2 separate regions of the Mus musculus genome follow, and region 1 is linked to region 2. The links are chromatin loops, found by intact Hi-C in ENCODE. Cell type or tissue: left cerebral cortex. All regions are shown on one strand. Links, peaks and the distances in the headings refer to the core of each region. The heading gives the core; the rest is flanking DNA. Region 1 has its middle 52 kb from the start of Gm52501. Region 2 holds the start of Gpr158 (G protein-coupled receptor 158).

Region 1 (15,356 bases), core at 4,239-12,238, 85 kb before region 2:
GAATAAGTCTGTATTCTCTCTGCTTATTTATTTTCCATGGTTTCTTGTTCTTGGACAACAAACTTAGTGATCTTGGATGCCACTGACTTGGTGTGGCTCTGGTGGCTATTGATTTTCCAGTACCACAAGCCCCTAGTTATGTTCATCAAGAGCCGAGATAGTCTACGTTGCTACTAAAGAATGTGCATCACTAGGGTTGGGCCATAACATGTTGGATGTTCAGTGAATGTTTCAGTGAATGAAAGTAGTGAATGAGGCATCCCACCTGGGTCCTTTGTGATTCAGAGACGGCAGAGGGTAAAGAAAACTGGGACGCATAGGACGGGATTTCATTAGTAACACACTGTCTCTCTGATGCTCTAGAGGAGACTCAACCCTGCTGCTTTCACAGCCAAATGTTGCATTTATTATATGGTATTAATTTTCTTCACACACATTTCCTGTTAATTAACACAGTTCTCGGCAGATGAGTTGGCCGGACCTGCTAAATCAGTGTATCTGCCAAACTGTCCATCTTGTGCCTGCTTTGCATAGCATCTTCTGTGTGATGATTTCCTAAGAAATGACACTTGGCTTTTGCTTTGACAGGAACATCTCTGCCTTTGCTGATCTTCCCATGTCATAGTTTTTGCTCTGTGTCCTTGGCAAAGTTCGGAATCACAGCCAGTTGGCACTACTGAGTGAGCTAGTCTCATGTGGGAAAAGTGATCAGTCTTGTTCAAGGGTGGCAGCTACTAACCATTTCATTCCTCACCCAGTTTTCCTGTCTATAGAAAGTCATCTTGACTTTCTAATGGTAGAGAAACTGACCACAGGCTTCGGTTGAGAATCCACTTCCTTTCTCCCCTCACATCTCAGAAAGTTGGTCTCCTCAGTTTCTTATCCTTAAAAGCCACCTGTTAGCCAATTGCCTAAGCACTATGCTCTGATTAACGTTGGTAAGCTCTCTCTCTCCTCCCTCTCCATATCTCTGTCTCTGTCTGTCTGTCTGTCTCTCCCTCTCTTTCTCTTCTCCCATTCCCCATCTCTGTCTTTGTCTCTCTCTCCTCCTTCTCTCTGGAAGAGGCAAGTGACTTAGTACATTACAATCCCCAAATTCCTCTTCTTTATTTTTTTCACATTGAAGCCATAGCATTTTTATTTATACTTTTTGTTTTCTTCCTAAATAATAGTCTATGCAAGTTAATATTAATTCAATTAAAGTCATTTTCTTCATCCAAATTGTTAAATCTCACTGGATGATAATCCAGTGTTTGAGTTTCCTTTACTGATATTGCCCTGGGTTCCTATTCTTCTAATTTCTTGGAAAGCTTTGATAAATGACACTATTATTAGGAGAGTGGCAAATTCTTCTTTTTAAGGAGAAAAAAAAAAAAAAACCAGACCAAACAAACACCCGTCCCTAAACATTATTGGGGCTGGTAGGATGGTTCAGTGGTTAAGAGCACTGACTACTCTTCCAGAGGGCAGGGCTAGATTCCCTGCACCCATATGGGTTACAACAGTGTGTAACCACAGTAATAGGGGATACAATGCCTTTTCTGGCCTCTTCAGGCATTGTCTGTACAGGGTACACAGGCATACATGCAGGCAAAACACCTGCGAAGTAAAAATAAAAATAAAATAAAAATAAAAATAAAAACACCTTTAAAAACCCCTAAAACTTCAAGGATGCTAAGCAAGGAGATGCATACCTATAATCTTATCTTCTGTGAGGAGGAGGAGGAGGCAGGAAGACCTGGCTTTGAGGTCAGCTAAGGCTACCTTGTATGAACCTGTCTTAGGGGAAAATCAAATCATTCTTAATTTATGTCTATTCCCAGTTCCTTTGAAACAAAGCAAAGCATTAATATTTGACACAGTCTTTATCTCCCTGCTTCAGGCACTTAAGGAAGATGATGGGGAATAAAGGTTGCCTGGGTTTCAGGACTCAGCCCGTGACTTCTCTGAGTGGACTTGCTTGGTGCTGATTATAGGTGCATTTCTTAAATTTCATTTTGGTAAACAGAGCATTTCAAATTTGTAGCCAAACCATGAGAGTTTTAAAACACTTGAGTGAGGTGTATTGCAGATGGAGAAATTATCAGTGTCTTCCTAGTGATTGGCTGTAAAGAGCTGTGTCAACGTGTGTTCTCATTAAGACAGAGCTTTTTAAATCACTCTCTCATAACACATTGCTAAGTCTTCCGCTCCTATTAACTATAAGAAAAACGAAAACAGAAAGCTGGATTGAAAATGAATTTATGTGCTCATTTACCTCAGCTACTGAAACAATGTCACCGCTTTGTGATGAACTTGACGATTCAGGCTAAGGGACAGCTTGAAAAAGGCACCTGGCTTATGATGTTTGTCAAAAACATGACAGGAAAAAGCAGGTTGGAATGTCCTATCTGCCAACAAACTGGATATTGCCAAGCCTGGAGGCAGTTGACTGACAGCCTGTTTAAACTGAAGCTGCTTACATAATGATAGTATCATTTTCTATTCTTGATAATGCTAATGCATGCAAATTCATGGACAATACATTCCTATAGACGCTGTGGACCTGAATATAAAGAGAGCCCGGTGAGATGGCATCTGAAGCTGTTCAAGATGCTTATGTATAATTTTTGTTTTGTGGTATGTACTATCGCTGTTGTGTTTCAGTTGTACTAACTGCTGGTGTGTGTGTGTGTGTGTGTATGCAAGTGTAGGACTAAAGCTGATGTTGGATGTCTTCCTTAATTTCTCTCGACTTTGTTTATTGAGGCAGGATCGCTCACTAGTTGGCCAATTCCACTAATCTAGGTATCTGGTTTGCCCCAGGGGAAACATTCCTCCGGTCTGCTCCCTAGTGCTGGGATGCAGGCTACCTGGCTTTGGCATGAGTTCTGGAGTCCTGAACTCTGGTTTTAAGCAAGTGCTGTTATTCATCAAGCAATCTCACCTGCCTCCATCACCATCATTTTGAAGCTACCTTGCGCTGTCAATAATGATTTTTCTTAGAAATTGAGGATCTCAACTCTACACAAAGGACTATAGGCAATGGTGGAAAGATGGGAGCTGAGGAGGTCGTCTTTTCCAAGGAAGAGCCCGATCATTGGGTGTCAAGTAACCAATGGTCAGCCCCTGCAAAAACACATACAAGCATCATTATGTGAACTCACTTGATTATAGTTAGGACTTGCACGTATGTACAAATATACATGCACACCATGTATACATGAATTTGAAGGACAGCAGGGAGGGGCATGTGGGAAAGTTTGGAGGGAGGAAAGAGAAGAAATAAATGTTAAAATTAGATTATAACCCCCAAAAGCAAGCAAGCAAGCAAGCAAGCCCAGTCTAAATCAATCAATCAATCAATCAATCAATCAATCAATCAAACAGACAAAACCAGACTGAGCAAGTCGTAAAGAATAAGCCAGTAAGCAGCATTCCTCCATGGCTTCTGCATCAGTTCCTGCCACCAAGTCCTGCTTTGATTGTTTTGTCTTGTTTTTCCTGATGATGGACCTTACCCTGTAACCAAATGAACTCCACACCCTCTTCGACATGAATATCTCCATAGTCTCATTGTTCTTTATTTCCCTTAGCTACTTCCAAATTCTCAAGGTTCATTTGATAAAGGTGGCATTATGTAGTTTCCCAAGGTTGCTGTGTTGAAAGGTAATGGTGTCACTCCTGTTGCACAGAGAGAAAACCGAGGTAGCGAGGAGTCATGGTCTCCACTTAGTCGGCTGAAACAACGTAGAAGGTCTGCTCCTGTGGTCTCTAGTGAATGCACTTCTTATGCCCCCCAGCCCCCCAGGCCACTGTGAGTGTGTGTAAGTTAGTGAGGCCTGATAGTTATTCTATACAAATGCTGTTCAGACAGATCTGCAGAGCCAGAGACAGGATGAAGAGATAATTGTGGACGTGGTCAGGAAGGGCAGCATGCAGTCACAGGCAGCAGTGTGCATGTTTCTGATCCGAGCAGACCCTTCCAAGCCTGTTGCTGATTGGTTTTTGTTTATGTAGTCTCCCACCCCTTTTGTGTGTGCATGCATCTGTGTGCACCTATGTACATAAGGCCAGGATGACTTGAGGTGCTGTCCCTTCTCAGAAAGCATAGTTTTTGATTACACAGTCTCTCACCAGGGCCTAGGACTCACAGAATGAGCCAGGCAGGTTGGTTAGTAAGCCTCAGGGATCTACCTGTCTCTACCCACTCTGGGATTGCAAATATACACCACCACAAGTGGCTTTTCATAAGAACACAGGGATTAAGCTCAGCCTCCTATGTTTGCATGTTGTACTTTATTGACTGAGCCATCTCCCTAGACCTTGATGCAGGTTTCTGAATACAGTGCAGTGCCAGAGATTAAAGTTTCTGCAGAGAATGCCCGGCTCAGTCTTTTCATCATATGGTCTGTTTATAAGGAGCAGAGTCAAGAGCACTTAGCTTGCTGCAAGCTTGCTCCATGCCTGAGCCACACACAGCATGCCGTGATTCTTCAAAACTTTCTGTTATCTTGTGGTGGTTAGTATTGCAGCTAGCTTTAGTTGAGCACCTACTGTGTAATCAAGTGCTGTATACCCATCTCTTTTGCAAGACAGTCTTGCAAATGAGTCATACTGTCTTTATTTTACAAAGCAAGAAGGCATAACGTAGGGAGGTCACACAACTTGTCTCCACTGCTGGTAAATGAAACTGAGCAACTAAGTTTAAAGCCCTTGGCCTTACCACATATTTTCTCATTTCACTTCTGTTCTGACAGGTTAAGACACTGTTGCTCAAGATGGCATAGTCCATCAATTTATACTAGGTTATTTTCTGCCATGATTTTTAATAAATTACTGATTGGTATCGATCACATTCAGAGTATGGGAATCAGGTCAAGGAATGGTTTGACCTTTCTCTGGCATTTCATGCTGTAGTATGGTTCTTTTAAAATTTATGCATATCTTATTATGTATCTTCATTTTGTGGAAAGATGTAAGTGGTGTTTGTACTGTTGCTTCCCTTGCATATTCAGCTTACAAGCTATGCTAGTTACTTTTCTGTTGCTGTGATGAAATGCTATGACTACAGCAACTTATAAAAACCCCGAATTTTCAGCTCACAGTTACAGCCATGCGAGGAATCATGGAGGCAGGCAGGCATGATGATGGAGCAGCAGCTGAGGGCTTAAATGCCTTAGATCAGGCAGTATCACTAGCCTGTCCTCTGGTAAGAAAGAGCCTTCTGGCACCTCATAGCACAGTGGCAGAAGGCTTTACTGTGACAAGTGTGAAAGGAAGCAGCCACACAACCAGGCAAGGAAGCAAGAGGGAGCAGGCTTGCTGATCATGTGATGCACTTTCCTAGCAACTTATTAATCCTGGGGACAGGGCCCCAACACCCCAAGCTTGCTTTCTATCAGGTCCCATCTCTGAAAAGCTCCATTCCTATATAGCTGCATGCTGGGGAACCAAGACTTCAGCATATGCAACTTTGCAGATCCACCCACCCCATATCTGAACTGTGGCAGTAACAACAGTGTTTCACAAAATATTACAGAAAGCAGGGCGTCTCCAGAATCAAGGGAAGATCAGAGATGGAATTGCATGCCATAGCTGTGCATGGAAGGGAACAGGGGAGCTGAGAACTGGATCTGGATGTCTATTTGGTTTCTCTTTTCATTCCTAATCACTTTGCAACACACATGAAGCCATGTAAGGAATCATGGTGGAGCAGAGATTCCTGTCACCCGACTTCCAAATCTCAAGGCAAGCGAGTGGGCTTTCTCTTGAGTATTTTCTTTCCTTATCCCAGAGCTGAGGATTGAGCTCATGGCCTCGTGTATGCTCAACCCATCCTCTGGACTACACCCTATACCTCGGGGGAATTCCAGACTATTTCCACATCAGCATATATCGGTTTCTCCTGTGGAAGGAGGCAAGTTCTCTTGTGCAAGCTTCCACCCTCCTGTGATGGTTCTTTGCTGCCATGGCCCAATAGCTCAGTAGGGCATCTGGCATGGCATCAGGACGTGGCAACTTGGTGTGGGTACAAGTCTATTCAGACTTACTGTCCCTTCCACTTTCTTGTTTGCTCCTCACTTGAAGCAATCAACTTTCACCAGGTAAACAAAAAGCTGGCCAAAAGAAGGTAATAGAGGAAATAAATCTTGCTAATGGTCTGCAAGACTCCAGTCCATCATGGTGGGAGTGGCGTGGCAAAGAAGCTCACAAGAAGCAGATAGAGGAAGAGGAGAACAAGAGGCCAGAGCAAAATACAGCTCTAATGCACACCCCAGTGATTCCTTTCAATGTGGCTTGATCTAGTTGACATTCCCGGGCCTCTTTTTAACCATCATGTTATGAATCCAACAAAAGATTCATCTGCAGGCAGGTCCAAGCTGTCAGAATCCAATCACCAAGCTGGGGACCAAGGCCCCAGAGCATTTGGTTCCACTATCCCACCATCTTAGTTCCCCTGTATTTTCAAAGAAATTTTGAATCAGAAACTGGTAAACAAAACACATTTGTTTACAGTTTGTCTCGGGAAAGAATTACTCCTCGTTAATCTCCACCCTCTGTCATGATATAACTATCTTATGGAACGGATGGAAAAAGAGCCCAGAAGTACCATCAGAACTCTGATGTCTTCTCCTGCAGGGCCAGGCTTCAGCCTTTTCCTCTTTCAGCATTAAAATTTCCCTAGGAAATTTTAATTCTTAGGGGCTATTGTTTTTAGCATCCTTGATTTAACTGTGAAGGACATTCAGATCTAAACCTGAAAACTATGGCACTAAGACATGCCTAGCCACCTCACACGTGTCCATGTTCTCTTAGGCTTCAGTCACATGCTCTTTTGGCTGTCTATGTGTTACGGCCTGGCTCAAGCCCTTCCTGTTGGGTCGCCTATTGTACTGCTCAATCCCCTTCTCACAGTCCTGTGAAAGGGTAGCTAACAGTTCCTTTACACATTCTTTTATAGAATGTAGATTTACCATGGAGTGATTGCACAGACAGGGCCCTAATCCTGGACTCCAATTTGGCCATTTACAAGGTGACTTCTGTGAGATGCTTGCCATCATTCTTTCTTAGTTCCTGCATCTGCAGAATGAATTTAATAATAGGCTTATAGACATGATAAGGCAATGCATACAGTAATGGACAATACAATACATAATAACGATAACTGATATTCCTGTTACATAGCAGGGCTCACATTAACTAATACAAATGGCATGGTGCTCATGGAAGTGTCTATTCCAAGGGCTTTACATACTGAATTCATTTACTCCTCCTTGGGACCCCAGAAGGCAGCGATTGCTATCATTCCTTTTATGGATAAATAGTCAGAGAGAGAGGTTAGGTGTTTTTGTTTCCCCCCTTTGACATTACAGTTTAGAAGTGATGAACTGAGATGTGAGTCTTGCAGTTTGTCATCTGTCCATGCCCTTCACATGATAGTGTTGCCTAGTTCTGACTCAGCATGAATGCGGGTCTGAACCAAGAGCCTTGGGGCCAATCTATAGAATTGTGCTAGATGAGTGTTAAAAGGTTTGAGTTAACTTTGCGGTTGCTTCTAGTCCCTTCATTTCACATGTGGGACAGAACACAGAGAAAGAGGACCTCATGCCAATTCCACAAATATTCCAGTTTGTTCCCCAAAAGCTACCTCACGGAGAGGTAGGTAGCTCCTGCTACCCAGACAAAAACTGAACAAGGGTCAGCTTTGCCGTGAGGTAGAATTAACTATGAAAGCAAGCCTGGCATGCACTTCTGCCTCTGCCTAATGAGCTCCACAGGAAGCCAGGTCGGCTGCAAGGACAGCAGGTGTCCCACATGTCCACAGGCCACTTCACTGAGGTGGGCACAGCTCCAGTCTCATGCTTCTGGGCCTGGAAGGCAGGTGGTGGCCGGCACAGCAGGAACCTAGACCACTAGGGGGCGCCTGGACATCGGTTCCCAGGCTGCAGTGCTCTCAGGGCCTGAGCATCACCATGTTCTATGCTCCGGATCACAAGGCTCGAATCGGTCAGAGACTCAGCAAGTTAAGAGCTCTGAGAACTACCTCAGTTTCCCCATTCCCAGAAGCTCACCTCACAGTTCCTTCCTGTCAGCCTTGAGTGTGGAACAGGTGTGTGGAGGATGGTCAGCTCTCTTGGGATCCCATGTGGTTGTAGTTGTCTCTGTGTGTACGCGTGTGTATGTGTTTATTGGCTGTTCTAGGGATTGAACCCAGGGGCTCAGGCAGGCTAGATAAGCATGCTGCCTTCTAGATACCTCCCACTCTTTTTTCTTCTATATTTAATTTTTCAAAATTTTCTATGTTTTGAGACAAGGCTGCTTAGTTTGAACTCTCTTTGTGACCCAGCAGACCCTGAACTGTGGTTCTCCTGTTTCAGTCTACTACACTACACTACACTACACTATACTGAGGCATCTTACACTTTTCCCAGTTAACTCCTTATCACCTAAAAAAAAAAGTCTTATGTGACCTCAGGCATATAGTTATACAAAATACATATTAGAAGCAAAGCATTTACTGATTAAAAGCATCATCATAAGGAAATGCATTTTAAAGCAATTATTTGCTGTACATATAATTCTAACATTGATTAATAATTAAACAAATTTACATATTAATGAGATGTCTGTGCTTGTTTATTTTTGCACTATTTTTAAATTTAAGTTGGCGACTATTAGGTACTGCTGAACACACAGCTTATCATGGTTTAAGGCTTTAAAATCAGCAGCTGAGAACACCACTGTGAATAAGTCTGCAGTACAGAGTAGCAGCAGGTGTTTCAGGTCATTTTCGAAGTTGTTGGAAATTCTGCCCTAACCCTAAGACAAAGGAAGGAAGGAGGGAAGGAAGGAAGGAAGGGAGGAAGGAAGGAAGGAAGGAAGGAAGGAAGGAAGGAAGGAAGGAAGAAACTGAAACCAGCAATTCAAACAATAGTTTTAAAAATCAAGCTTTCTAGTAGAATCCAAACCACAGGGAAACCCATTTGATACTTCCATGCAGGGGAACTATGGGAGAAAATACTAAGTCTTTGCTTTCTCTCCTCTAATGAAACCATGTATTTCTATAAGAGCACAAAACCTTTTATGTACAATAAAATCCCCAGTTTATAACAAGCAAGGTCTGGAATCAGAGCCCGGGTGTTTGAGCTGCATTGCCGGTGCTGCACCGAATGCCGCTATGTGTAAGATGAACAATTGTACTCAGAACCGGGGCTGGATGCAGTCAAATCCCAGGATGTAGCGTGGGTGAGCACTTTCAGAGACACTTAATTTGACATTGTTGTGTGTTTAGAAACTTTTTCCTGTGGCAGAGTTTTTCTTGACTCTCAGTCAGTTACAAGAATGCCTTGTGGGAGGCTGTGTGCGGGGCGGGGGTGGGGGAGGATCACAGGCCTGGCCCTCGGTGGAACATAGTTTCAGAGCAGGAGGGTAGATCCCTAGTTGGTAACTTCTTGATTCTCTCATCTATTAGCGCATATGCTCTCCTATCAGCAGGGCAGCAGGTAAACACGAGGAACAGCCCAGAGAGGAGAGAACTGGGGCGGGTGAGGACACGGGACACAAGCTCCACACTAAGCTGAGCTCAGAACTAGAGTGAGGCAGGAGCAGCCCCACGTTTGTCCCAGACTGACTGAGCGGTCCTACGCTCAAGCACTCTGCCTCTTTTCATTGGTCTGAACTGCCACCCTGGCAGTAGCCTGTAGTGAATGAAAGGCCGTAGCTTCTTGCTGTTGCTGAATTTCAACTCCTCGCTCACTCCCCTCCATCTCTGCTCTCCTAATTGTGGATCTTCTTGCTCATACCGATTAAGACACTGATTGCTATGTAATAATACAGCTTCCTAATTAGCAATCGTCAGAATCAAAGTAGCTAACAATCAGTCAGAAGGCTCTGTGTATCCAAGGCGCTTTCACATGCTCTGCAAGTGTTGGCTCATTTAATCCTCTCAGCCACATAATGAGGAAAGGACCTCTCTGCAAAGCAGACTTGGTAGCTAAGGCTCTGAGGTTAAGTAGGCGATTTCATGTGATGTGCATTCCGCATGCTGGACAGAGAGTCTGCTCTTGGGAGTGTTTGTTTACAGTTGAATAGACTGTTGCCTTTCTGACTAGAGTTTTGGTGTCCTCAGTACTGGCTTTTTATAACCTGAAAGACTGCATTCACTCGTATCTTATTCTGATCGGGTTCTGGTTGGATGGCTAGGAATTTCAGGAAGAGTAACAACATCTTGCTCACTGTATATTCCTACAGCTCTAGGTTCAGGTATGCACTCATATTCATTGTGTTAGACTCCTCGAATCTATGTGAGCCTTCTATCACTGTGGGACATGGTGAAGTTTCTGTTCTAGAACAGTCAGGTAGCCATGACCTGTCTATCACTGGCACTACAACAGGTAGATGACCATAATCTGTCCATCACTGGCCAGCAGCTTGCTATTACCTGTCTGGCCTGCAGATGGCTATGACCTGTCTATCACTGGCCTGCAGGTGGCCATGACCTTTCCATCACTGGCCTGCAGGTAAATATGACCTCCTCATTGTTGGCCTGCAGATGCCCATGATCTGTCCATCACTGGCTGGCCTTCCTCCAAGACTCCTCATTCCTTCATTCAGATTTGGCTTTTGGGGTTTGGTTATGTCAATCATGACAGGCATATGTGTTTTAAAGTTACACCTTTTAGATTCATGTGAACAGGAAGGGCTAGAGAAACAACCCTTTACTCCTATTGCTGGCTTTCAATTTCAAGAGTAAACGAAATCCCATTATTCTGCATCAAACCATTTAATTTATCATTTTTAGATGATTTTCTTCACCACATGCTTTCTCTAAGCTTAATATGCTTTTCTGTAAAAGCACAATTAGTTAATTTGCATGTGAATGTATGTGTACATGAGTGATTGGCTATGTACTTGTGCAAAGACCAGAAGAGAAGGAAGGCTGAGTGAGTGTTCTCTTCTATACTCTGAGGCCTATTCCTTTGAGGCAAGGTTTCTTCCTGAACCCTGGCTGTATTTTCTCAGTTAGTGTGGAAGCTGGCTCGTCCCAGAGACCATCTTTCTCTGTTTCCTTCTGAGCTGGGGTCACGGGTGTGTGCAGGATATTTGGATTATTATGTGGGTGCTGGGATATGAACTTTAGTCCTTGGTTTTTATGACTGCACAGCAATTGCTCTTAACTATGGAGCCAGATGCCCAGTGCCTATCCCCCTGCCCTGTCTAGTGTCCTTCCTGGACAGTAAAAAGCCTTCACTTCATTCTCTTACCACCAGTTATTTACTGTTGGCTTTTTTTGAGACAGGGTTTCTATGTGTATCCCTGGCTGTCCTGGAACTTTCTCTGTAAACCAGGAATCCTTTCTCAAACTCAGAGATCCTCCTGCCTCTGCCTCCCGAGCGCTGGGATCAAAGGTGTGCGCCACCATGCCTGGTCAACAATCATTTTTTTTTTTTGGTTGAAAATAGATACTTTTTTCATACAATAAATTCTGATTATGGTTTTCTCTTCCTTGACTTTTCTCATATCTTCCTCACCTCTCCAACCACCCGAATCTACATCCTTTCTTGCTCTTTCTCAGAAACAAAAACCAAACCAAACCAAAACCAAACCAAAACCGAACAGGAATCTTAAAACAACAACTACAACAAAACAGAAACAAACCTTAATAATAAGACAAAGCAAACAAATGATTGGAAAAGCAAGAGCCAAAGACAAAGAACAAGAAATACATATAGACACAGAGACACACAGATTGGCACACATAGAAATACCCTAAAAACACAAAATTGGAAACCATGGTATATAAACAGACTTGTTGGCAAGGCCAAAAAAAAAAAAAAAAAAAAAGGGCGACATGTGACAAAACCTCTAAAAATAAATCTGAGTCCATCTTGTGCTTTGCATGGGGCCTGGCCTTAAGAGTGGTTTGTTTACCCAGTCAGACTTCTTTAGAGAAAACTAATTTTCCACTTGCTAATGGTTATCAGTTGGAATTAGTTTCTGGCCAACCACCAATTCTTAACTCTGATAAACACAATTCCTATCCAAATATGAATTACGGACTGAGAACTACAGACCAAATGCTAGGTTTCAGGAACCTGCAGGATGCAGTGACCTTTCCTGAAGAAGCGGAGAGGCTGGAGATCCTAGCTTCCTAGAATAGGATAGACTCTAGGAAAAGAAGACTCTAGAGAAAGGAAGTCCAATTGTATCTGGAACAATCTGGACATGCAAGCAAGGACCCCAACACTCAGGTTGACTCAGAGCCAGAATTGCTTTTTGTGTGAGGCAAGTTGAGCCACTGTGTGGGTGGATTCTGTCTATGTTTGTTGGAGATATTCATGAAATGGTCCATCTCCTTCTACTAATATGTTCAACACATTGAAAACGCCTTTCTGATTCCTGAATAGAAAAGCAATGGCTTGTGCTGTAAGATTGGGAATCGATAAATGGGACCTCATAAAGTTGCAAAGCTTCTGCAAGGCAAAAGACACCGTCAATAAGACAAAAAGACCACCAACAGATTGGGAAAGGATCTTTACCTATCCTAAATCAGATAGGGGACTAATATCCAACATATATAAAGAACTCAAGAAGGTGGACTCCAGAAAATCAAATAACCCCATTAAAAAATGGGACCCAGAGCTGAACAAAGAATTCTTACCTGAGGAATAACGAATGGCAGAGAAGCACCTGAAAAAATGTTCAACATCCTTAATCATCAGGGAAATGCAAATCAAAACAACCCTGAGATTCTACTTCACACCAGTCAGAATGGCTAAGATCAAAAAATTCAGGTGACAGCAGATGCTGGCAAGGATGTGGAGAAAGAGGAACACTCCTCCATTGTTGGTGGGATTGCAAGCTTGTACAACCACTCTGGAAAGCAGTCTGGAGGTTCCTCAGAAAATTGGACATAGTACTACCGGAGGATCCAGCAATACCTCTCCTGGGCATATATCCAGAAGATGTTCCAACCGGTAAGAAGGACACATGCTCCACTATGTTCATAGCAGCCTTATTTATAATAGCCAAAAGCTGGAAAGAACCCAGATGTCCCTCAACAGAGGAATGGATACAGAAAATGTGGTACATTTACACAATGGAGTACTACTCAGCTATTAAAAAGAATGAATTTATGAAATTCCTAGGCAAATGGATGGACCTGGAGGGCATCATCCTGAGTGAGTTAACCCAATCACAAAGGAACTCACACAATATGTACTCACTGATAAGTGGATATTAGCCCAGAAACTTAGGATACCCAAGATATAAGATACAATTTGCTAAACGCATGAAACTCAAGAAGAATGAAGACCAAAGTGTGGACACTTTGCCCCTTCTTAGAATTGGGAACAAAACACCCATGGAAGGAGTTACAGAGACAAAGTTTGGAGCTGAGACGAAAGGATGGACCATCTAGAGACTGCCATATCCGGGGATCCATCCCATAATCAGCTTCCAAACGCTGACACCATTGCATACACTAACAAGAGTTTGCTGAAAGGACCCAGATATAGCTGTCTCTTGTGAGACTATGTCAGTGCCTAGCAAACACAGAAGTAGATGCTCACAGTCAGCTATTGGATGGATCACAGGGCCCCCAGTGGAGGAGCTAGAGAAAGTACCCAAAGAGCTAAAGGGATCTGCAACCTTATAGGTGGAACAACATTATGAACTAACCAGTACCCCGGAGCTCTTGTCTCTAGCTGCATATGTATCAAAAGATGGCCTAGTTGGCCATCAATGGAAAGAGAGGCCCATTGGACTTGCAAACTTTATATGCCCCAGTACAGGGGAACACCAGGGCCAAAAAGTGGGAGTGGGTGGGTAGGGGAGTGGGGGGGAGGGTATGGGGGACTTTTGGGATAGCATTGGAAATGTAAATGAGGAAAATACCTAATAAAAATATTAAAAAAAAGAAGAAAATGCCTTTCTGTGACCATAGCTGATTATGCCCAAGAATCTGAGTCTTTATTTTGTGTTGTATTATCACTCAAAACACCAAACTTAGTGTTTTTTCCAGATCTCTTTTGTGGAAACTAGTGTTTAGAATCATTTCTGTGATAAGTGGATTTCTGTGTTGTGGCTAGCCCTGAGGCTAATTATATTTGATGTTAATTTTATTCTCCAGTGAGTGGCTTCGAACAAGGAATGAGTCAGCACTCAGGTGATTTACTGTAAACTGGCTTCCCACCTTAATTTATAAAATAAAGGAGAACTTGATGATTGGGCAGACAAAAGGGAAGGTGGAGTGGAAGGTGAAGAGAGAGAAGAAAGAGAAAATGGAAGAGGGAGAGGACGAAGAGGAGGAGGAGGAAGAGGAAGAAGAAGAAGAAGAAAAGCAGAGCAGAAGCACATGGCCTGTAGAAACTGCAAGTTCTAAGGGGTCTCATAGATGTGGAAGATGGTAGTATAGCGGTAGATCTGCCCAATCTAGGTGCACAGCATGTATTCATATTAACTGTGTTGTGTTTTCATTGCTGGGGCATATTTGGGATGGAGATTTACTGCAACAGAGGTGATCTGGGTCTTATGTGTAAAGTCTCTTGTATATTTTAAATGAGACTTGTTTTTTTTCCTATTCTTGTATCTGTTGTTTTACCAAGATTCTCTAGACTGCGTGATGCACTTCTTACCAAATGCACAAGCCTGGATATGGTGTGTCCCTTGCTGTACAAACCTGTGTTCAAGTCACCAGGAATGATTAGGGATCTGCTGTTAGTCCGGAGTCTCCCCCATAGCGATGCTAGCCGTTCAATTCTATTTAAAAAGCTCAGTCGGTATCTAGAAACAGTTTAGAGCACTGTGTAATGCGAGGATTTTGCGACTCAGGGAAGATGCTTTCCTACTAAGAGGGAAACAGGCCCTGACCGGCTTTCTTTCCCACACTTACATAACCATCCCTAGTGTGCCTCTGCTCTGGGGCCTCAGAACAAGGGACTCTTCTGCTGCTGCTTCCATGGGCTTTCCTCGGGCAGGCTTGGAAAGCTTGTCTCCGGCCCTGTGCCGCGTCTCTGCATCTTTCAGGCGTTGCCTGTGCTGCTTTTCCAACTCCGTTAGGGAAATTGAATGTGAGCACATGAATACTGAGGAATGATTCAGAGCATGGAAGTGTTTAATAAATATTGCTCCAAAAAGGATTACTTCTCTGAACACATGGCAGTGATACATTTATCTGAAGGGAGGTTTCTTTATGTCTGAGCATAATCAAAGTACACTGAGCATATATTTTTTATTTTACCTCAGCTTTAGGTAGTATTGACAAAACAGCTATTTTTAGTTTGTTTAGGAAATTCCTTCAACTGGGAAAGGTAGGTTCTGAGAGAAGAGGAGGAGGAAATGGAGGAGGAAGACAAAGAAGACGATTAATGAAG
Region 2 (15,356 bases), core at 4,381-12,380:
TGGCCCTGGCGTTCCCCTGTACTGAGGCATATAAAGTTTGCAAGACCAATGGGCCTCTCTTTCCACTGATGGCCAACTAGGTCATCTTCTGATACATATGCAGCTAGAGACACGAGCTCCAGGGGGTACTGGTTAGTTCATATGTTGTTCCACCTATAGGGTTGCAGACCCCTTTAGCTCCTTGGGTACTTTCTCTAGCTCCTCCATTGGGGGCCCTGTGATCCATCCAATAGCTAACTGTGAGCATCCACTTCTGTGTTTGCTAGGCCCCAGCATAGCCTCGTAAGAGACAGCTATATCAGGGTCTTTTCAGCAAAATCTTGCTAGTGTGTGCAATGGTGTCAGTGTTTGGAGGCTGATTATGGGATGGATCCCTGGGTGGGGGATCCTTAGATAACTGTAAGCATCCACTTCTATATTTGTGAGGCACTGGCATGGCCTCACTGGAGACAGCTATATCAGGGTCCTTTCAACAAAATCTTGCTGGCATATGAAATAGTGTCTGCATTTGGTGGCTGATTATGGGATGGATCCCCAGGTGGGGCAGTTTCTGGATGGTCCTTCCTTCGTCTTATCTCCAAACTTTGTCTCTGTAACTCCTAACATGAGTATTTTGTTCCCTATTCTAAGGAGGAATGAAGTATCCATGTGTTGGTCTTCCTTCTTGATTTTTCTTGTGTTTTGCAAATTGAATCTTGGGTACTCTAAGTGTCTGGGCTAATATCCACTTATCAGTGAGTGCATATCAAGTGACTTCTTTTGTGATTGGGTTACCTCACTAAGGATGATATCCCCCATATACATCCATTTGCCCAAGAATTTCATAAATTCATTGTTTTTAATAGCTGAGTAGTACTCCATTGTGTAAATGTACCACATTTTCTGTATCCATTTCTCTGTTGAGAGACATCTGGATTCTTTCCAGCTTCTGGCTATTATAAATAAGGCTATGAACATAGAGGAGCATGTGTCCTTATTACCAGTTGGAACATCTTCTGGGTATATGCCTAGAAGAGGTATTACTGGATCTTCCGGTAGTACTATATCCAATTTTCTGAGGAACCTCCAGACTGATTTCCAGAGTGGTTGTACAAGCTTGCAATCCCACCAGCAATGGAGGAGTGTTCCTCTTTCTCCATATCCTCACCAGCATCTACTGTCACCTGAATTTTTGTTCTTAGCCATTCTGACTGGTGTGAGGTGGAATCTCAGGGTTGTTTTGATTTGCATTTCCCTGATAATTAAGGATGTTGAACATTTTTTCAGGTGCTTCTCAACCCTTCGGTATTTCTCAGTTGAGAATTCTTTGTTTAGCTCTGTACCCCATTTTTAATGGGGTTATTTGAATTTCTGGAATCCAGCTTCTTGAGCTCTTTGTATATGTTGTATATTAGTCCCCTATCAGATTTAGGATTGGTTAAAAATCCTTCCGCAATCAGTTGGTGGCCTTTTTGTCTTATTAACAGTGTCTTTTGCCTTAGAGAAACTTTGCAATTTCATGAGGTCCCATTTGTTGATTCTCAATCTTACAGCACAAGCCATTGCTGTTCTGTTTAGGAATTTTTCCCCTGTGCCCATATCTTTGCAGGTTTTCCCCACTTTCTCCTCTATTAATTTCAGTGTCTCTGGATTTCTGTGGAGTTATTTGATCCACTTGGACTTGAGCTTTGTACAAGGAGATAAGAATGGATCAATTTGCATTCTTCTCCATGCTAACTGCCAGTTGTGCCAGCACCATTTGTTGAAAATGCTGTCTTTTTTCCACTGGATGGTTTTAGATCCCTTGTCAAAGATCAAGTGACCATAGGTGTGTAGATTCATTTTTGGGTCTTCAATTCTATTCCATTGGTCTACCTGTCTGGCACTTTACCAGTACCATGCAGTTTTTATCACAATTGTTCTGTAGTACAGCTTAATATCAGGCATGGTGATTCCACCAGAGGTTCTGTTATTGTTGAGAATAGTTTTTGCTCTCCTAGGATTTTTGTTATTCCAGATGAATTTGCAAATTGCCCTTTCTAACTCAGTGAAGAATTGAGTTGGAATTTTGATGGGGATTGCATTGAATCTTAGATTGCTTTCAGAAAGTATAGCCATTTTGACTATATTAATCCTGCCAATCCATGAGCATGGGAGATCTTTCCATCTTCTGAGATCTTCAATTGCTTTCTTCAGAGACTTGAAGTTCTTATCCTACAGATCTTTCACTTCCTTAGTTAGAGTCACACAAAGGTATTTTATATTATTTGTGACTATTGTGAAGGGTGTTCTTTCCCTAATTTATTTCTCAGTCCATTTATACTTTGTGTAGAGAAAGGGCATTGATTTGTTTGAGTTAATTTTATACATAGCTAATGTACTGAAGCAGTTTATCTGGTTTAGGAGTTCTCTGGTGGAAATTTTAGGGTCACTTATATATACTATCATATCATCTGCAAAGAGTGATATTTTGACTTCTTTCTTTCCAATTTGTATCCCCTTGATCTCCTTTTGTTGTCTAATTGTTCTGTCTAGGACTTCAAGTACTATATTGAATAGGTAGGGAGAGAGTGAACAGCCTTGTCCAGTCCCTGATTTTAGTGGGATTGCTTTGATTTTTCTCTCCACTTAGTTTGATGTTGGCTACTGGTATGCAGTATATTGCTTTTAGTATGTTTAGGTATGGGCCTTGAATTCCTGATCTTTGCAAGACTTTTATCATGAATGGGTGTTGGATTTTGTCAAATGCTTTCTCAGCATCTAATGAGATGATTATGTGATTTTTGTCTTTGAGTTTGTTTGTATAATGAATTACATTGATGGATTTCCGTATATAAAACAATCCTTGTATCCCTGGGATGAAGCCTACTTTGTCGTCATGGATGATCATTTTAAGTGTTCTTGGATTCAGTTTTTGAGGATTTTATTGCATTGATATTCATAAGGGAAATTGTTCTGAAGTTCTCTTTTGTTGTTGTATCTTTGTGTGGTTTAGGTATCAGAGTAATTGTGGCTTCATAGAATGAATTGGGTGGAGTACCTTCTGTTTCTATTTTGAGGAGAGTTGGAATTAGGTCTTCTTTGAAGGTCTGATAGAACTCTGCACTAAACCCATCTGGGACTGTGCTTTTTTTGGTGGGACACTATTGTTGACTGCTTCTATTTCTTTAGGGGATATAGGACTGTTTAGATCGTTAATCTGATCCTGATTTAACTTCGTTACCTGGCATCTGTCTAGGAAGTTGTCCATTTCATCCAGGTTTTCCAGTTTTGTTGTCTATAGCCTTTCATAGTAGGATCTGATGATGTTTTGTATTTCCTCAGGTTATGTTGTTATGTCTCCGTTTTTATTTCTGATTTTGTTATTTAGAATACTGTCCCTGTGCCCTCTAGTTAGTCTGGCTAAGGGTTTATCTATCTTGTTGATTTCCTCAAAGAACAGTTCCTGGTTTGATTGATTCTTTGAATAGTTCTTTTTTATCTACTTGCTTGATTTCAGCCCTGAGTTTGATTATTTCCTGTTGTCTACTCCTCTTGGGTAAATTTGCTTCTTTTAGTTCTAGAGCTTCTATGTGTGCTGTCAGACTGCTAGTGTATGCTCTCTCTGGTTTCTTTTTGGAGGCACTCAGGGATATAAATTTTCCTCTTAGAACTGCCTTCATTGTGTACCATAAGTTTGGGTATGTTCTGGCTTCCTTTTCATTAAACTCTAAAAAATCTTTAATTACTTTGTTTATTTCTTCCTTGACCAAGGTATCGAGTAGTGTGTTGTTCAGTTTCAAAGTGAATTTTGGCTTTCTATTATTTATGCTGTTATTGAAGATTAGCCTTACTCTATGGTAATCTGATAGGATGCATAGGATAATTTTAATATTTTTGTACCTGTTAAGGCCTGTTTTGTGACCTATTATATGGTCAATTTTGGAGGAAGATCCATGTGCTGCTGAAAAGAAGGTATATCCTTTTGTTTTAAGACAAAATGTTCTGTAGATATCTATTAAATCCATTTATTTCATAACTTCTGTTAGTGTCCATGTGTCTCTGTTTAGTTTCTGTTTCCAAGATCTGTTCGTTGGTGAGAGTGGGGTGTTGAAGTCTCCGACTATTATTGTGTGCAGTGTAATGTGTGCTTTGAGCTTTACTAAAGTTTCTTTAATGAATGTGGCTGCTCTTGTATTTGAAGCATAGATATTCAGAATTAAGTTCATCTCAGAAGATTTTACCTTTGATGAGTATGAAGTGCCCCTCCTTGTCTTTTTTGATAATTTTGGGTTGAAAGTCAATTTTAGTTGATATTAGAATGGCTAATTTCTTATAATCTTCATAATTTATAATTTCTTAAACTCCAGCTTATTTCTTCAGACCGTTTGCTTGGAAAAGCGTTTTCTAGCCTTTAACTCTGAGGTAGTGTCTGTGTTTTTCACTGAGGTCGGTTTCATGTTTGCAGCAAAATGTTGGGTCTTGTTTGTGTAGCCAGTCTACTAGTCTATGTCTTTTTATTGGGGAATTGATTCCATTGATGTTAAGATAAATTAAAGAAAAATAATTGTTGCTTTTTGTTATTTTTGTTGTCAAAGTTGGGATTCTGTTCTTGTGGCTGTCTTCTTTTAGGTTTGTTGAAGGATTACTTTCTTGCTTTTTCTAGGGTGTAGTTTCCGTCCTTGTGTTGGTGTTTTCCTGTTATCATCCTTTGAAGGGCTGGATTCATTGAAAGATAATGTGTGAATTTGGTTTTGTCATGGAATACTTTGGTTTCTCCATCTGTGGTAATTGAGAGTTTTGCTGGGTATAGTAGCCTGGGCTGGCATTTGTGTTCTCTTAGGGTCTGTATAACATCTGTCCAGGATCTTCTGGTGAAAGTCTGGTGTAATTCAAATATGCCTGCCTTTATATGTTACTTGACCTTTTTCCCTTACTGCTTTTAACAGTCTATCTTTATTTAGTGCATTTGTTGTTCTGATTATTTTGTGTAGGGAGAAATTTCTTTTCTGGTCTAGTCTATTTGGAGTTCTGTAGGCTTCTTGTATGTTCATGGGCATCTCTTTCTTTAGGTTTGGGAAGTTTTCTTCTATAATTTTGTTGCAGATATTTGCTGTCCCGTTAAGTTCAAACTCTTCATTCTCATCTACTCCTTTTATCTGTAGGTTTGGTCTTCTCATTGTGTCCTGGATTTCCTGGATGTTTTGAGTTAGGACCTTTTTGTATTTTTCATTTTCTTTGATTGTTGTGCCCATGTTCTCTATGGAATCTTCTGCACCTGAGATTCTTTCTTCCATATCTTGTATTCTATTGCTGATGCTTGCATCTATGTTCCTGATTTCTTTCCAAGGTTTTCTATCTCAAGAGTTGTGTCACTTTGGGTTTTCTTTATTGTGTCTAATTCCCTTTAAAGGTCTTGGATGGTTTTGTTCATTTCTAGCACCTGTTTGGTTGTGTTTTCCTGTAATTCTTTAAGTGATTTTTGTGTTTCCTCTTTAAGCACTTCTACCTGTTTAGCATTGTTCTTCTGTATTTCTTTAAGTGTGTTATTAATGCCCTTCATAAGGTCTTCTACCAGCATCATGAGATATGATTTTGAATCTGAATCTTGCTTTTTGGGTGTTTTAGGGTTTCCAGGACTGGCTGAAGTGGAATCGTGAAGTTCTGATGATGGTGAGCAGTCTTGGTTTCTGTTCATAAGATTATTATGTTTGCCTTTCGCCATCTGGTAATCTCTGGTGTTAGTTGTTATAGTTATCTCTGTCTGGAGCCTGTTCCTCCTCTGATTCTGTTAGCCTTTGTTAGCAGTCCTGGGAGTCCAGCTCTCTTCTGAGTGTCAGTGGTCAGAGTACTCTTTGTATGCAAGCTCTCCTTTTGCAGCGAAGGTACACAGAGGTCTGACATTCAGACCTGCCACCTGGCTGAAGATGAAGGCCTGAAACAGGGCCTGACCCAGAAGATGTGTTGCCTCTGCAGTCTGTGCGCTCACCTGCACAGACTGGTCTTTAAGGGACCCAGGACCCAAGATGGCTCCCTCACCTGCTTAGGTGGTCAGAGCCCTCCCAGGTGGTCACCTCTCCTCTGGCGGAGAAGGTGCCCAGATGTCTGGAGGCCTAAACGGGGGTCTGTCCCAGAAGCTGTGTTGCTTCTGCCTTTCCCAGAAGCTGTGTTGCTTATGTAGTCAGCTTGCTCACTCTCCACAATCTGTGAGCTGACCTATGGAAACTGGTTTCAGAGCGACTCAGGAGACAAGATGGCTCCCTTACCTGTTCTGGAGGTCAGATTCCCTCCTGGGTGGTCACCTCTCCTCTGGCGGGGAAGGTGCCCGGATATCTGCAGTCCAAAACAGGGTCTGTTCCAGAAGTTGTGTCACTTCTGCAGTCCGAACTCTCACCTGCACACACTGGTCTCAGAGGGACCTGGGACACAAGATGGCTCCCTCAGCAGCTCTGGAGTTCAAAGCCCTCCCAGGCGGCCACCTCTTTTCTGGAGGGGAAGATGCCAGGATGTTTGGAACCCTAAACGGGGTCTGTCCCAGCAGTTGTGTCACTTCTGCCTGTTCCAGAAGCTGTGTTGCTTCTGCAGTCTGCACTCTCACCTGAGCAGACTGGTCTCAGAGGGACCCCGGACACAAGATGGCTCCCTCGCCTGCTCTGGAGGCCAGAGCCCTCCCAGGCAGCCACCTCTCTGGCGGGCAAGGTGCCTAAAGAATTTTAAATAAGTTTTACAGGTTTTCTAAAATAGTCACTGAGGATATTACACTTAAGTCTTTAGATAGTTAAATAAATGCAAAAACATGGAATATTATGATAAATTCAAGAGAAACTCTATGTGTAATTATTGCCACATGTGATATAACAGACTAATAAACTGAAGTTACTTCTACTTAGCATAAGAGTATGTGTTTCAAAGCAAAATTTAAGCAAAAACTCAGATATTATGCTGGCTAGTTTGATGTCAACCTCCCACAGGCTACAACTATCAGAGAAGAGGGAATCTCAAATGAGAAAGTCCTTCTGTAGTATTAGCTTATAGGCAAGCCAGTATTTCCTTAATTAGTGATTGATATGAGAAGGCCCAAACCACTGTAGAGGTGCCATCCCTGGGCAGATTGATGGTCATGGGTTCCATAAGAAAGCAGGCTAAGCAAGCCAAGAAGAGGAAGCCAGTAAACAGCATTCCTACATGACCTCTGCATCAGCTTGTGCATCAGGTTCCTGCCCTGTTTTAGTTCCTTCCTGTCTTTGTTTGATAATGGATTATGATGTAGAAGTGTAAGCCAAATAATCTATTTCCTCCAAAACTTGCTTTTAGTCATGGTGTTTTATCATAGCAATAGTACTCCTTACTAGGACAGATATGAACACAGAAGTTACTTATAAGTAAATACAAGTCAAATAACTATTTTTTGCATAGTTGTAAAATTTTTCTTGGAAACCATGTACAGCAGCTGAGAAAACTGGTTGCTAACTCCTATTCCAAAAGCCTTCATCCCTGGCTCACTGAGCAGAATTCTTCTCATGAGAAAAGAATAATTAAATTCATCATCTTCTCATTCATTCATTAATTATCAAGTGTATAATGAGAGCCTACTCTGTGCCAGCAGTGTTCTAGATATTCAATGTACCACCATGACCATGGTGTTTTGTCTCGTACATCCCAGCACTTAGATATTGCTATTACTTGATTTGGATAGTGCTCTGTCTTAGTCAGGGTTTCTATTCCTGCACAAACACCATGACCAAGAAGCAAGTTGGGGAGGAAAGGGTTTATTCAGCTTACACTTTCATATTGCAGTTCATCACCAAGGAAGTCAGGACTGGAACTCAAGCAGGTCAGGAAGCAGGAGCTGATGCAGAGGCCATGGAGGGATGTTCCTTACTGGCTTGCTTCTCCCGGCTTGCTCAGCCTGCTCTCTTATAGAACCCAAGACTACCAGCCCAGGGCAGGTCCCACCCACAAGGGGCCTTTCCCCCTTGATCACTAATTGAGGAAATGCCTTACAGTTGGATCTCATTGAGGCATTTCCTCAACTGAAGCTCCTTTCTCTGTGATAACTCCAGCTGTGTCAAGTTGACACAAAACTAGCCAGTACATGCTCCAAAGGTTCCTTCATTAGAAGCTTTGTTTTCAGTGTGAGGTGTTAATATGGTAAAATTTTAAGGGATGGGATCTAGTAGAAATAGAAGGCAATTGGTTTGTGGGGGCTCTGTTCTCACTGGTGGATTAATGCTTCATGCTGAGAGTTAGTAAGTCATTAAAAACCCTGTTTAGCCCTTCACTTGATGTTTGTCATCATGCCAATTGACCCCTCTCTCTCTCTCTTTCTCTCTCTCTCTCTCTCTCTCTCTCTCTCTCTCTCTCTCTCTCTCTCTCCAATATATTTCTGAGCATCATACTGTCTTCAGAAGGCCATTACCAGTCTCCCAAATCAGGGACTACCTGATCTTGGACACCCACTGTACAAAACTAAGAGCTAAACAAATTATTTTTCTTTACATATCAGTTTACAATGCTAGAAACACAGAATAGCCTAAGGTATTTTTTGCTAGAACAAAATGACATAGTACAGTAAGTCTATCTTGGACTGGCATGAGTGACATCTTTGTTAGTTGGGGACTAAAATAAACCTGGGATTTTCTGCATGTGTCTTCTTGAGGAATTCAAAAGTGGAGGCACATTTAGAAAGTGCAGATTCAACAGGGAAATGCCACAGGAAGCTTTGAGAGCTTAGGGGCTCTCCCAATTCTTTCTGGAGCTGGCACATCTCTGGAGCCCTTCCTTGAAGTCTGAGATGTTTTTCATGAATTCCAGCAACTCACTGACAGTGACTTTTTATCCCACACACCACAGATTCACTGTTTTGCATCCTCATTCTCTCACAGTCTACAACACGCAATTCTTGATCATGTCCCCTCTCCACACATCCTTTTTGTCAGAGCTCCCCTTCCATTCTGGCCCCGAATAAGAGAATCTTTAAATATGACATTTATTTTTCCTTGAAGCTCGGCCAGTAGACGTCTCCATTACTCTCTAACAGCTAAGACTATCCTTGGCAAGCCAGGTTTAATCATTCTCTTAACCAAAAACAAGGAAGAGAATTTGATAATTTGCCTAAAAAATGAGCAGATGCTAAGAAGGACACATTTCCATCCTACGTTCCCTCCTCCCCAGTTTCAGTCAGAAATGAAAACTACTCTCTTCTCCCTCTTTTCCAGGCAAAAGAAAGGGCTGATTTTACTAAGCAAGCAAGATGCCAACAGCCTCCTCCTCCTCAGTAGTCCAAGTTTCCTTCGCTTTCAACCACCAAAAGCGCCACTTCTCCCCTATTTCCCACCCACTCCTTGCCACCCCTGAAGGTTTCCGAGTCATCAGGGAACACGAGTGGGTGAAAACAGCGCCGCCGCCTCCTCCTCCGCCTCCTCAGTGCGCCTCGGGTTCAGCACTGGACAGCTCCCGCCCCAGCCAACAAATGGCAGTCAGCTGATTGACAGAGGCGCCGACCAAACAGGGCACAAGACGACTTGAAGCCGCCCTACAAGGGTTTGGTTGCGGCCAAGCTGTCTCTTTAAACTGCTTTCATCTGAGAGCAGAGAAAGGCAGCGCTGTGGTTTGTGGCCAAACCTAAAGGCTCTAGTTAATCAGCTGCCTGGCTGTCTGGACTGCAGACACACGAACGTCTTCAAAGAAAACCTTGGTTCCTTGGGACTCGCCGCTGAGCTCGCGGCTTGGATCTGTGTGCGCGCTTCCATCTCCGGGCGAAGCGGTCGAGGAGGGGCCAGAACTGGGAGGCGGGAACGACCTGCCAAGGGTGAGATGATGGAGCAGCATCTTTGGTGGCCGCGGTGGCAACATCAGCTGCATCAGCAGCATCAGCATCAGCTCTTGAACACACCTCAATGAGAGCGGCGGTGGAAGCGGCTGAGCAGAAAGACGTAAGCGGGCTAACTATAGCTGCTGGGGATGTAACCTGTTTGGCTCAAGGCTGCGAGGTGCGTAATCCCGAGCCGACCCATTGTGGAGCCGGGCGCAGCCAGCATTGCCACAGGTGATTTGGTCTGTGACGGCAGCTGAGCCAGCTGGGCCAATTTCAAAACATTCTTATTTTAAAGTCCATCTGGACTGGGCGCCACCTGGAGAAGAAGGAAGCCTCCCCTCAAAAGTCTTACTGATGATAAATTGAGGACCAAAATTTACAAAGTGACTCCTCCGGTTATCGCCTCTCTTCTATGCTAGACAGATGGGAGCCATGGCTTACTCTTTACTCTTCTGCCTCCTGCTCGCTCATCTGGGATTGGGAGAGGTTGGTGCCAGCCTCGACCCTCCGGGACGGCCAGATTCCCCTCGAGAGAGGACTCCGAGGGGGAAGCAGCATGGTCAGCAGCTGCCGCGAGCCTCTGCCCCAGACCCCTCTATTCCCTGGAGCCGCTCCACTGACGGCACCATCTTGGCACAAAAACTAGCCGAGGAGGTGCCCGTGGACGTGGCCTCTTACCTCTACACTGGGGACTTCCACCAGCTGAAGAGAGCCAACTGCTCAGGCCGCTACGAGTTGGCTGGCCTGCCGGGAAAGTCACCGTCCCTAGCCAGCTCCCATCCTTCCTTGCACGGGGCGCTGGACACTCTGACACACGCCACCAACTTCCTCAACATGATGTTGCAGAGCAATAAGTCTCGGGAACAGACCGTGCAGGATGACCTGCAGTGGTACCAGGCTCTGGTGCGAAGTCTCCTGGAGGGTGAGCCCAGCATCTCCCGGGCGGCCATCACCTTCAGCACCGAGTCGCTGTCCACGCCCGCCCCGCAGGTCTTCCTCCAGGCCACCCGCGAGGAGAGTCGCATCCTGCTGCAGGACCTGTCCTCCTCCGCTCACCACCTGGCTAACGCCACTCTAGAGACCGAGTGGTTCCATGGGCTTCGGCGAAAGTGGAGGCCCCACTTGCACCGCCGTGGCTCCAATCAGGGGCCACGGGGCCTAGGCCACAGCTGGCGGCGCAGGGATGGGCTTGGAGGGGACAGGAGCCACGTCAAGTGGTCCCCACCTTATCTGGAGTGCGAGAATGGGAGTTACAAGCCTGGGTGGCTGGTCACGCTCTCTGCTGCCTTCTACGGGCTTCAACCTAACCTGGTCCCGGAATTCAGGTAGGGAGAGGGTTGGAAAGGGCACACGCAGAGTCATCCTTTGGTTTTGTAAATGGCCATCCTGGGGAAGCACACTTGTCTGCCAGTGAGACTTTAAGTCTTCAGCCTTGGAACTGAACTTCAGACTAAGGGATGCGGAGGCAAGCTCGTGTGGGGAGGGGTGAGAAGTGCCCGGGTCTGTCTACTTTAGGCACTCATGGAAAGCCTTTCCTTGCTGTGCAGTGGTGGTGGCGGAGGGTCAGGGGACATAGCAATTGGCCCCAATCCTTCCATAGCATAGGGGGAGAAGATTAATGGTGGTGTCCCCGAACTTTGGGCCCATCAGACAGAGTCAAGAGCACCAGGTGTGTGTGTGTGTGTGTGTGTGTGTGTGTGTGTGTGTGTGTGTGTGTGTGTGAGAGAGAGAGAGAGAGAGAGAGAGAGAGAGAGAGAGAGAGAGAGAGAGAGAGACAAGGAGTGAGAGTTCCTTGAATCTGCCACTATGGTGTAGCCTCTGCCCACTTCCTGTGAATGTAGTTTGGAGCGCAAGCCTGCTGTTAGTCAGCTACCAGAGCGTGTAATTAAACCTGTGCCATCCCCTGGGCAGTTCTGGCCACTCAGCACTGAGTCACTCCAGGATCAGCAGCAGAGCCTTCTCCAGGATCCAGACTTGGCAGTTTGGTCAGAATACTCCCACTGGCTTTTCTCTTCTTCTAGGCATCAGCTTTCCTTCCTGGTGTCTTTCTCCTCCTATTCTCTGTTAGGCACATCTGAAGGTTCTCCACTAGAGTTGGGGAGGGAGGAATCAGTCTTACCCAAACAGAAAACTGGAAAGAAACTTCAGTAGCTCTCCTGATGGTGTCAGAGGAATGCTAGCACTCTCAGATTAGAACTGTTGCCCTGCAGCTTTGGTGAGGAACTTCTAGAGGTAGCCTCTTAGAAATGCATGCAAGGAAAGCACAGAAAGGAGGGAGGGGGACTGCAGAGAGGGTTTTGGAGAGAACTAAGGTTGATGGGGTTTTCCTCGGGCCCCTGATGGGAAACTCTGTAAGGAACGGGTCAGGGGTTGGAACTGATTTTTTTTTAAAATAAATATTTAAACTTTTTGGAACTTGGAAGAAGTGAGAGAACTGTCTCTGTCTCTCTCTCTCTCTCTGTGATATTTTATTTACTTCAACTTTAGCATTTCAGAGACAGAATACCAATATGCTGGAACATACCAGGGCAAGCAATGGGTAGGAAACCCCAGAAAGAAAAGCATTGCCTTTTTACTGTAGAACTGCCTCAGATGAGCTGCCTAGCCTCACTGGGCCCTGTGTACTTATCTATCAACTGTCAGGATCGAAGTACTTTGTCTTTAGAGAATTATACAGCCATAAAATCCTGTAGCCTTTAATGCCTGCAAGCTTGAAAAGGGACAGATGAAGACCCCTTCCTTCTTTGTTTCTACATGAATTCCCCCCGCCCCCCCCCCACGTGTGTTTATGATTCCTTTATAGATCCTATCTTAAACTGCAGCAACTTTCCTACTTTCAGGACAATCTCATCTCCTCCTGATTCTGGCAGGATCCTATTAGTAAGCTCTCAGATCAGCTTTGAATCTTTGCCACAGCATTTTCTCAGAAGAAGAGGGCTCAGCAGATGCCACTTAGAGCCAATGAACCATGGCCTTTAGATGATCCCTTTTAGAGAGTCTCAGGATTGACCCCCTCTCCCTTCTTTTCTCTCTTTCCTTTTCTCTTTCTCTCTTTCCTTCTCTCCCACCCTCTTCTTCCTGTTCCCCATATTCCCTGACTGCCTCTCTCTCACCTTTTGATTGATGTTAGTCAATATGCTACATACTTGATGTTACACTCTGTGCTAACTGCTTGGCATAACTATCTTGGCAACTTTTCCCAGCAGTTGTCTGAATTCTGTGTTATTGTTTTCTATATTTTCTGTAAGGGGATCTGAAACACAGAGTGGTTAAATTTTATTACTGATTGCATAGTTATTAAATAAAGTAGTTCAGATGCAAGTTTACTTTGTGCTTTTAGCTAGTATGCTGTTTCATAAAGATGACTTAGTAAACTGGGAAGGTATTTCATTTGAATGAGATTATTTCTGACGGCCAAATATGGGATGGGAGGAAGACCATTTGGATATAGAACTCTCTCTCTCTCTCTCTCTCTCTCTCTCTCTCTCTCTCTCCCTCCCTCCCTCCCTTCCTCCTCCCCCTCCTTCTCTCTCCCTTCTCTGTTTGACTTCCTCTCTTTGCCATCTTCTTATTTCTCTCCGACTCTGCCTTGTTTTTCCAACTCCCCCCTCTTTCTCTCACATGTTGGGGATGTAACCTGGGCACAACACATGTTAGCCAAGGGTTCTATTATTGACTCACACTACCAGCCCCTAGAATATCTTCTCTTATAATCCAAAAATATGTTGTTTCAATGTACCCAGTACTTTCAGCCAGCCAAGGCTGAAGAGGCAAAAGGATTCAAGCTTGTGAGAAAGACATATTCCTTGAGTATGCTCACTAAAAGGTTATTTCTTTAAATGCATCTGTATTCACCAATGCTGTTAGCTAACCTACAAAGCCAGTTGTGTGCCTGGCTGCCTACAGAACCTGGTCTGTCTCAGAAGATCCACAAAAAGCAGGATCTATGCCACTGTGAGCACTGCCTGCCCCACCAGTGGCCTCCTGTATTGAAGATGTAAAGAGATGTTCACTGTGGGAACTACAAATCCATTAAAGGGATTAGGTGTTGTTTCCCAAGAAGACAGAGCTAGACAGATGTCACTTATCCAAAAGTCGTACATATTGTTTGTGGCAACAACAGAACAGGGCCACAGACTTCCTTTCAGAGTTTAGAGATAGGCATTAGATATATCTATGGCATGTTTCTGTAGCTCCATGGGTTGGAATTGGAGTAGAATGGGAACCCCTTTTGCTAAATGTGTAAACATCTTTCTGGGGGTAGCTAGAACTGTCTGGTACTTAGGACTGGAACAAGATATTGAAATGATTGTATATATATATATATATTGTTATTTTGTACTGATGGTTAAACCCTGGGACTTTCATGGGCTAAGTAAAGTGCTTTATCGCTGAGATACACCCTTGTCCAATGAATTCTTCTTTTCCTGATGAGATGAAAGGAATTCACTAATTTAGTTTTATCTCATTTTTAAGTTGAGGAAATTGAGACACCAGGAACTAAAGACATTTCTCAGAAGTGGTACAGCTCTTCTGTGGCAGTTTAGCATCACATAGCTGGGTCACTATTAGTTGAACACTTATATTGTGGGTTGGATGCTATATCTGAACCACTGCATTTACTTCTTAGAACTCTTTAGTACTTACAATGTCAGGAAAGTTGAATAACATATGTAAACTGTGAGCTGGTCATTAGAGCTCAAATCAAATTTCTATCATCCACCCAGGATGCCTGTTCAGTCTCTGAGTTAGCACAATGCTCTCAACCTCTTCTTCTCCTGTTGTTGATTTCTCATTTTTTTAATTGTTTGTTTGGAAGACTGTATTTGCTATTGTTAATATATTTTCCATGAATAAGAAATATAAGTTTATTCTTGTTGGCCAGCCAGATAATCAAGTGTGTTATATAATGAAAAGACTACTATACTTGAGTTAGTACTTTGTTTCAGTCCTGCTTTTGTCTTAAGCTGGGCTGCATGACCGACCTGTCTGGAAACTAGTTTCTGCATCATTAAAATGTAAAATGGGCTTGATGATCTTCACATGTCTCCACACACCTGGGATAGCAGTCCTGAAGTGGCTTATCCAAACATTGGCTACGACTTTGGAAATGGGTGATAGAAATAAGTTCAGGGCCTTGGAGAAATGATATCACCATGCCATCATCATGTGCTCTGATAATGCATAGAAACATCCAATCAATATGTACAATGCTAGGATTGTAAACTAATGGAAAGGAAATTCCATTCAAAATAAGACCAAGTGTGGTTTGAGTTTCCTGCTCTTGAAGGAGCTCTGAAATATATCAAAACCCAGGATTGAGTTGTTCTACAGATTTCTAACCCCAAAGCACCAGCACATTCCACTGAAGATTACAATGTTTTCAGATCTTGGGGCTCTATATCTACTCTCTAAAAAGCTCAATTTTCAATTTACCATTATAGTTGTCTATTAACTATCTAGAAGAAGTATTTCCTGTGGTCCTAGCAAATCTTGCCATTTTCTAGAAAATATGTTTGGATATAGAAGTGAGACAAACTGCTAAATAAATTACAAGAGTGGACACTTTCATAATTCTCTA

Evidence for each region. Hi-C counts contacts between places; a loop is a spot of excess contacts. Peaks named below come from ENCODE experiments on the same cell type or tissue, not always from the same donor. Only the 100,000 strongest peaks of a DNase experiment are listed, where the experiment ranks them.
Region 1: it touches region 2 in a loop (7-fold over the local background); 6 of 42 quality-filtered maps call a loop at or near these places.

The regions. Positions count from the first base shown.
Region 1 is chr2:21,273,094-21,288,449 of GRCm38, forward strand. No RefSeq gene overlaps it. Among named protein-coding and RNA genes, the nearest start is that of Gm52501, 52 kb to the left of the region's middle. In left cerebral cortex, for the core only: a CTCF peak has its summit at 7,894 (motif pointing right); DNase peaks (open chromatin) are centred at 7,902 and 9,829; H3K4me3 peaks cover 256 bases.
Region 2 is chr2:21,358,058-21,373,413 of GRCm38, forward strand. It overlaps Gpr158 (G protein-coupled receptor 158), which reads left to right and starts at 9,510. Exons shown (of 11, transcript NM_001004761.1): 1 at 9,510-11,100. The coding sequence starts at 10,199. In left cerebral cortex, for the core only: a CTCF peak has its summit at 11,952; DNase peaks (open chromatin) are centred at 8,821, 8,965, 9,462, 10,483 and 3 more places; H3K4me3 peaks cover 3,588 bases; H3K27ac peaks cover 3,319 bases.